2 separate regions of the Homo sapiens genome follow, and region 1 is linked to region 2. The links are chromatin loops, found by intact Hi-C in ENCODE. Cell type or tissue: sigmoid colon. All regions are shown on one strand. Each heading gives the region's core, and the rest is flanking DNA. Links, peaks and the distances in the headings are about the cores only. Region 1 overlaps FCHO1 (FCH and mu domain containing endocytic adaptor 1). Region 2 has its middle 15 kb from the start of UNC13A.

What was found. Hi-C counts contacts between places; a loop is a spot of excess contacts. Peaks named below come from ENCODE experiments on the same cell type or tissue, not always from the same donor. Only the 100,000 strongest peaks of a DNase experiment are listed, where the experiment ranks them.
Region 1: a loop joins it to region 2, with 4 times the contacts of the local background. A loop is called at or near these places in 36 of 110 quality-filtered maps.

What each region holds. Positions count from the first base shown.
Region 1 is chr19:17,783,449-17,786,357 of GRCh38, reverse strand. FCHO1 (FCH and mu domain containing endocytic adaptor 1) reads right to left here. Exons shown (of 29, transcript NM_015122.3): 25 at 2,123-2,255; 26 at 1,434-1,633. Among named protein-coding and RNA genes, the nearest start is that of B3GNT3, 10 kb to the left of the region's middle. In sigmoid colon, for the core only: a CTCF peak has its summit at 1,794 (motif pointing right); a DNase peak (open chromatin) is centred at 1,827; H3K27ac peaks cover 385 bases; H3K27me3 peaks cover 901 bases.
Region 2 is chr19:17,702,312-17,705,220 of GRCh38, reverse strand. No RefSeq gene overlaps it. Among named protein-coding and RNA genes, the nearest start is that of UNC13A, 15 kb to the right of the region's middle. In sigmoid colon, for the core only: CTCF peaks have their summits at 980 and 1,179 (motif pointing left); a DNase peak (open chromatin) is centred at 1,192.

The DNA.
Region 1 (2,909 bases), core at 257-2,756, 81 kb before region 2:
TTTGTGTTTTTTTGTGTGTTTTTTTGAGATGGTGTCTCCCTCTGTCGCCCCGGCTGGTGTGCATTGGTGCGATCTCTGCTCACTGCAGCCTATGCCTCCTGGGTTCAAGCGATTCTCCTCCCTCAGCCTCCTGAGTAGCTGGGATTACAGGCGCCCGCCACCACGCCTGGCTAATTTTTGTAATTTAGTAGAGACGGGGTTTCACCATATTGGCCAGGCTGGTCTCAAACTGCTGACCTCAGGTGATCCACCTGCCTTGGCCTTCCAAAGTGTTGGGATTACAGGCATAAGCCACCATGCCCGGCTTCCTTGCAGCACTTTTAGATGACGCATTCTGTCCTATAAGTCTGGCTTCTTCACAACAGACTTTTTTTTTTTTAAATTTTTGTTTTTTAAGAGACAGTTGTCACCCAGGGTAACTCCTTGAAGCCTCAACTCCTGGGCTCAAGTGATCCTTCTGTCTCAGCCTCCCGAGTAGCTGGGACTACAAGAGCACACTACCACTACTATTTTTTTTTTTTTTTGAGACGGAGTCTCACTCTGTTGCCCAGGCTGGAGTGCAGTGGCATGATCTCAGCTCACTGCAACCTCCACCTCCCGGGTTCACGCCATTCTCCCACCTCAGCCTCCCAAGTAGCTGGGACTACAGGCACCCGCCACCATGCCCGGATTTTTTTTTTGTATTTTTAGTAGAGACGGGGTTTCACCATATTAACCAGGATGGTCTCGATCTCCTGACCTCGTGATCTGCCCATCTCGGCCTCCCAAAGTGCTGGGATTGCAGGTGTGAGCCACCGCACCCGGCCTGACTACTTTTTAAAATATTTTTTTGTAAGGCTGGGTGCAGTGGTTCATGCCTATAATCGCAGTCCTTTGGGAGGCCGAGGCGGGTGGATCACCTGAGGTCAGCAGTTCGAGACAAGCCTGACCAACATGGTGAAACCTCATGTCTACTAAAAAAACACAAAAATCAGCTGGGTGTGGTAGCAGGCACCTGTAATCCCAGCTATCCGGGAGGCTGAGGCAGAGAAAATCGCTTGAACCCGGGAGGCGGAGATTGCAGTGAGCTGAGATCGTGCCACTGCACTCCAACCTGCACGACAGAGCGAGACTTCATCTCAAAGTAAATAAATTAAATAAATAAATAAATAAACAAAATATTTTTTGTAGAGATGAGATCTCACCATATTGCCCAGGCTGGTCTCAAACTCCTGGCCTTAAGTGATCCTCCCACCTCAGCCTCCCAAAGCACTGCAATTACAGGCATGAGCCACTGCACCTGGCACTCATAACATCACCCTTAGTGCTAAGCAGGGTGGGCTCACAGTTAACGGTCAGGCCGAGGGTGCACCCTTTAATCAATGCATCAGGGAGAAGGTCTGGGGTTATGGGGGAAACTGCTGAGTTTTCCTTGGCCTCCCGCAAGCCCTCACCAGGTGGCAGCCGGCTGCAAGCGGACGTTGGTCACAGGCTCCCCCACAGGCAGCAGGATCTGGACGTTCGTGAGTGGTGTGGGCACAGCCGTGGCACCGGGCCGGTAGCCGTACTCCACTGAGACCTGGGTGAGGGTGGCTCCACACTGCCAGTGGGCACTGAGCTGCAGAGGCACAGACTGGGGACCCGGGCGGGAGAACTAGGAAGAATGAGAATGAGAGAGAGGACACAGCTTGGGCCATCCTGTCTTGCCACACCATGCGCTATTCAACCACCTTGACCCTGCGATGCACGCACCGCCCCAAGGGGGTCCAGTCACAGGGAGATTTGATGGATGAGAGGCTGTATTACACCAGGTTTCCAGCAGGGGGCAGGAGAGCGCCTCATTCTAACAAAGTCTCCCAGGGAAGTTCAAGTGTAAGGTTCCGGGGCTGGGCTGCTTCTAGTTCACATAAACATACTATCTGCAACAGGGGATGCACGCTCTTCCACACTGCCTACTCCTCCACCGTTCATTCCCGACCCACACTGCCTACTCCCTCCAGCTCATCGGCTCTCACAGATTGGATCTCTTGAGGTCAGGAATTCGAGACCAGCCTGGCCAACACGCAGGCGCCTCCATGTCTGCTGCCGGCTCACCGTGTCCCCCACTCCACCACCTCCTCCCGGCCCCATGCGGGTGGCGCACCTGGTATCGCAGCAGCACCACGTTGTAGTAGGAGGCAGTGGGGTTCTGCTCTGCCTGGCGCTGCAGGGCTTCGGTCAGAGCTGCCATGTTGAGCCAGAAGTCTTTGGTCTCAGGGTCACTCTGGGAGGGGTCACTGCAGAGACCCGGACTGATCACCCCAATCCTCGGGACATGCCCTCCCAGGGCTCCCAGCATTCAATCTACCCCTTCCTAAAGATGCAATTTCCTGGCCCACCCTGGGCCCAGCAAAGCCCTACCTGGGTGGTTGTGGTGCGGGCAGTAAAGGAGGGATGGAAAACAAGGGTCAGAGAGGGCAAGTTACTTGCCCCACGCCACACAGCAAATCCCAGGAGGTGGCTGGGTGTGGTGGCTCATGCTTGTAATCCCAGCACTTTGGGAGGCTGAGACGGGTGGATCACCTGAGGTCAGGAGTTTAAGACCAGCTTGACCAACATGGTGCAACCCCATCTCTACTAAAAATACAAAAATCAGCCAGGCATGGTGGCACATGCCTGTAATCCCAGCTACTCAGGTGGCTGAGGCAAGAGAATCACTTGAATCCGGAAGGCGGAGCTTGCAGTGAGCCGAGATCACGCCACTGCACTCCAGCCTGGGCAACAAGAGCAAAACTCCATCTCAAAAAAATAATAATTAAAAAAAAAAAATCAAGCCGGGTGTGGTAGCTCACGCCTGTAATCCTAGCACTTTGGGAGGCCAAGGCGGGCGGATTGCCTGAGCTCAGGAGTTTGAGACCAGCCTGGGCAACATGATGAAACCCTGTCTCTAC
Region 2 (2,909 bases), core at 182-2,681:
TGTTGAGAGGGAGCCCTTGCTTTTTTTGACTTAAAAAATATATACATATTTAAAGTAGAGGGCCTGGCGTGGTGGCTCACGCTTGTAATCCCGGCACTTTGGGAGGCCGAGGCAGGCAGATCACGAAGTCAGGAGTTCGAGACCAGCCTGGCCAATATGGTGAAACCCCATTTCTACCAAAAATACAAAAATTAGCTGGGCGTAGTGGCAGGCGCCTTAATCCCAGCTACTCGGGAGGCTGAGGCAGGAGAATTACTTGAACCTGGGAGGCAGAGGTTGCAGTGAGCCAAAGGTTGTGCCATTGCACTCCAGCCTGGGTGACAGAGCGAGACTCTGACTCAGAAAATAAATAAATAAATAAAATAAATAAAGTAGAGATGAGGTCTCACTATTGTTGCCCAGGCTGGTCTTGAACTCCTGAGCCCAAGCAATCTTTCCGCATCCCAAAGTGCTAGGATTACAAGTGTGAGCTACCACGTCTGGCCTGACTTTTTCTGGTGGGGGACGGAGTCTCGCTCTGTCCCCCAGGCTGGAGAGCAGTGGCGTGATCTCGGCTCACTGCAACCTCCGTCTCCCAGGTTCAAGTGATTCTCCTGCCTCAGATTCCCGAGTAGCTGGGACTACAGGCGCCACCACACCCGGCTAATTTTTGTAGTTTTAGTAGAGACGGGGTTTCACCATGTTGGCCATGTTGGGCTCGAACTCCTGACCTCAAGTGATCTGCCCGCCTTGGCCTTCCAAAGTGCTGGGATTACAGGCATGAGCCACCATGCCCGTGCCCTACCCACACCCGCCCCCCACCCCCCACCCGGCGCCACCTTAAAAAAAGTTTTAAACTGTCATTTTAGGAGATTTAGGGGAAGGAGAGCCAGTAGAGTGCAGAGGTTAAGGGCCTCAGCTGGGCTTCCTAAATTCAAATCCAAGCTCTGCCACTCCCCTGATGTGTGACGTTGGGTGAGCAACTTAACGTTGTTGTTCTCAGTTTCCCCATCTGCAAACTCTATTATGGGGATTAAATGAGTGCTTGTAGAGTTCTGTTCCATGTCTGGCACACTGCAGGCACATGTCAAATAAGTTAACCTCCGTCAGAGGGTCACAGAGGGTCCCTGGTTCCCCTCTGCTCCCAGCCCTGGGATGGCCTAATGGCTTATGCTGCCCCCAGCTGGCCACTCTGGGAACTTTGGGCTGAGGCCCCCTCTCTGAGTCCGGAACCTCGCCTCCATTGGGTCTGAACCTATTACGTTCCTTTGTCTGCCTTTATTTCCTGCCTCCGTCTCCTCCTCTTGACCAATCCAATCACTTTTGTTTATGATCCATCCAATCCCATCCAACCACTCCAGGCCCATCCAGTCATTTTGCAGCCTAGTGTTATTTCCACCCTACATCCCTGCAGGGCAGGGCCTGGAACTTTCAAAAGATTGATGTTGCCTTTGTCCCATTTAATTCTCTGGGAAACCATTATTATTAATTATTATTATTATTATCTGTTGTCGTTGTTATTGTTGTTGTTTTTGAGACAGAGCCTCACTCTGTTGCCCAGGCTGGAGTACAGTGGCGCGATCTCGGCTCACTGCAGCCTCTGGCTCCTGGGTTCAAGCGATTCCCCTGCCTCAGCCTCCCGAGTAGCTGGGATTACAGGCGCCCGCCACCACGCCCAGCTGATTTTTAAACTTTTAGTAGAGATAGGGTTTCACCATGTTGGCCAGGCTGGTTTTGAACTCCTGACCTCAGGTGATCTGCCCGCCTTGGCCTCCCAAAGTGCTGGGATTACAGACTTGAGCCACCGCACCTGGCAGAAACCATTATTTTTTATCCTCATTTTATAGGCGATAAGCCAAGTTTGCCCTCATCGATTTCTCTGCCCCAGGCAGCCTGACAGCTACAATTAAGTTCAATAAGAGGTCCAATCTCAGAGCCTTTGCACACACCCTGCCCTCGGCCAGGAATGTCCTTCCTCCAATTCCCTGTGCTGAGCGAGATCCTCCTTGCTCGCTGGACCCTTGACCTTGGCAAAGAAGGAGCCGCAGAGAAAAAAGGGCAAGAGAAGATACAGACAGCACCGGCATAATTAAGTGGAGGGATGAGAAGGCTCAAATCAATAGCTTTGGAATTAGCTGAGCTGTTGGCTGGAAGAAAATGGGGCACCAGAGCTTAAAAATTAATTGGATCCGAGTGCTCAATGGTGAACGTTGAAATGCCCCTTTCATCATTATGATTATTATCATCATCATTATTATTATTTTGAGATGGGGTCTCACTCTGTTGCACCCAGGCTGAAGTGCAGTGGCGTGATCTCGGCTCACTGCAGCCTCTGCCTTTGAGGTTCAAGTGATTCTCCTGCTTCAGCCTCCCAAGTAGCTGGGACTGACTACAGGCAGGCGCCACCACGCCTAGCTAATTTTTTTTTGTATTTTTAGTAGAGACGGGGTTTCACCATGTTGACCAGACTGGTCTGCAGCTCCTGACCTCAGGTGATCCGTCCACCTTGGCCTCCCAAAGTGCTGGGATTACAGGCGTGAGCCACCACACCTAACAGAAACGTCCCCTTTCAGATCAGCGCGAGATGGGCAAGGGTGTGGATCCAAACTACGTTCATTGAATGAATGAACGATTACACAGACGTCTGCATTGCAGAAACGGCCTATTCTGAGAGTTACTCCAGACCCACTTCACGTCCCAGCCTTGTCCCCCTCCCCCGCCCCGCTGCCTGCTGCCCCAAACTCTCAGGAACTCAGTCTCCCCATCTATAAATGAGCACTTGACTGTAATCCCAGCACTTTGGGAGGCCGAGGCGGGTGGATCACGAGGTCAGGAGATTGAGACCATCCTAGCCAACACGGTGAAACCCCATCTCTACTAAAATACAAAAAAAAAAAAAAAAAAATTAGCTGGGCATGGTAGTCCCAGCT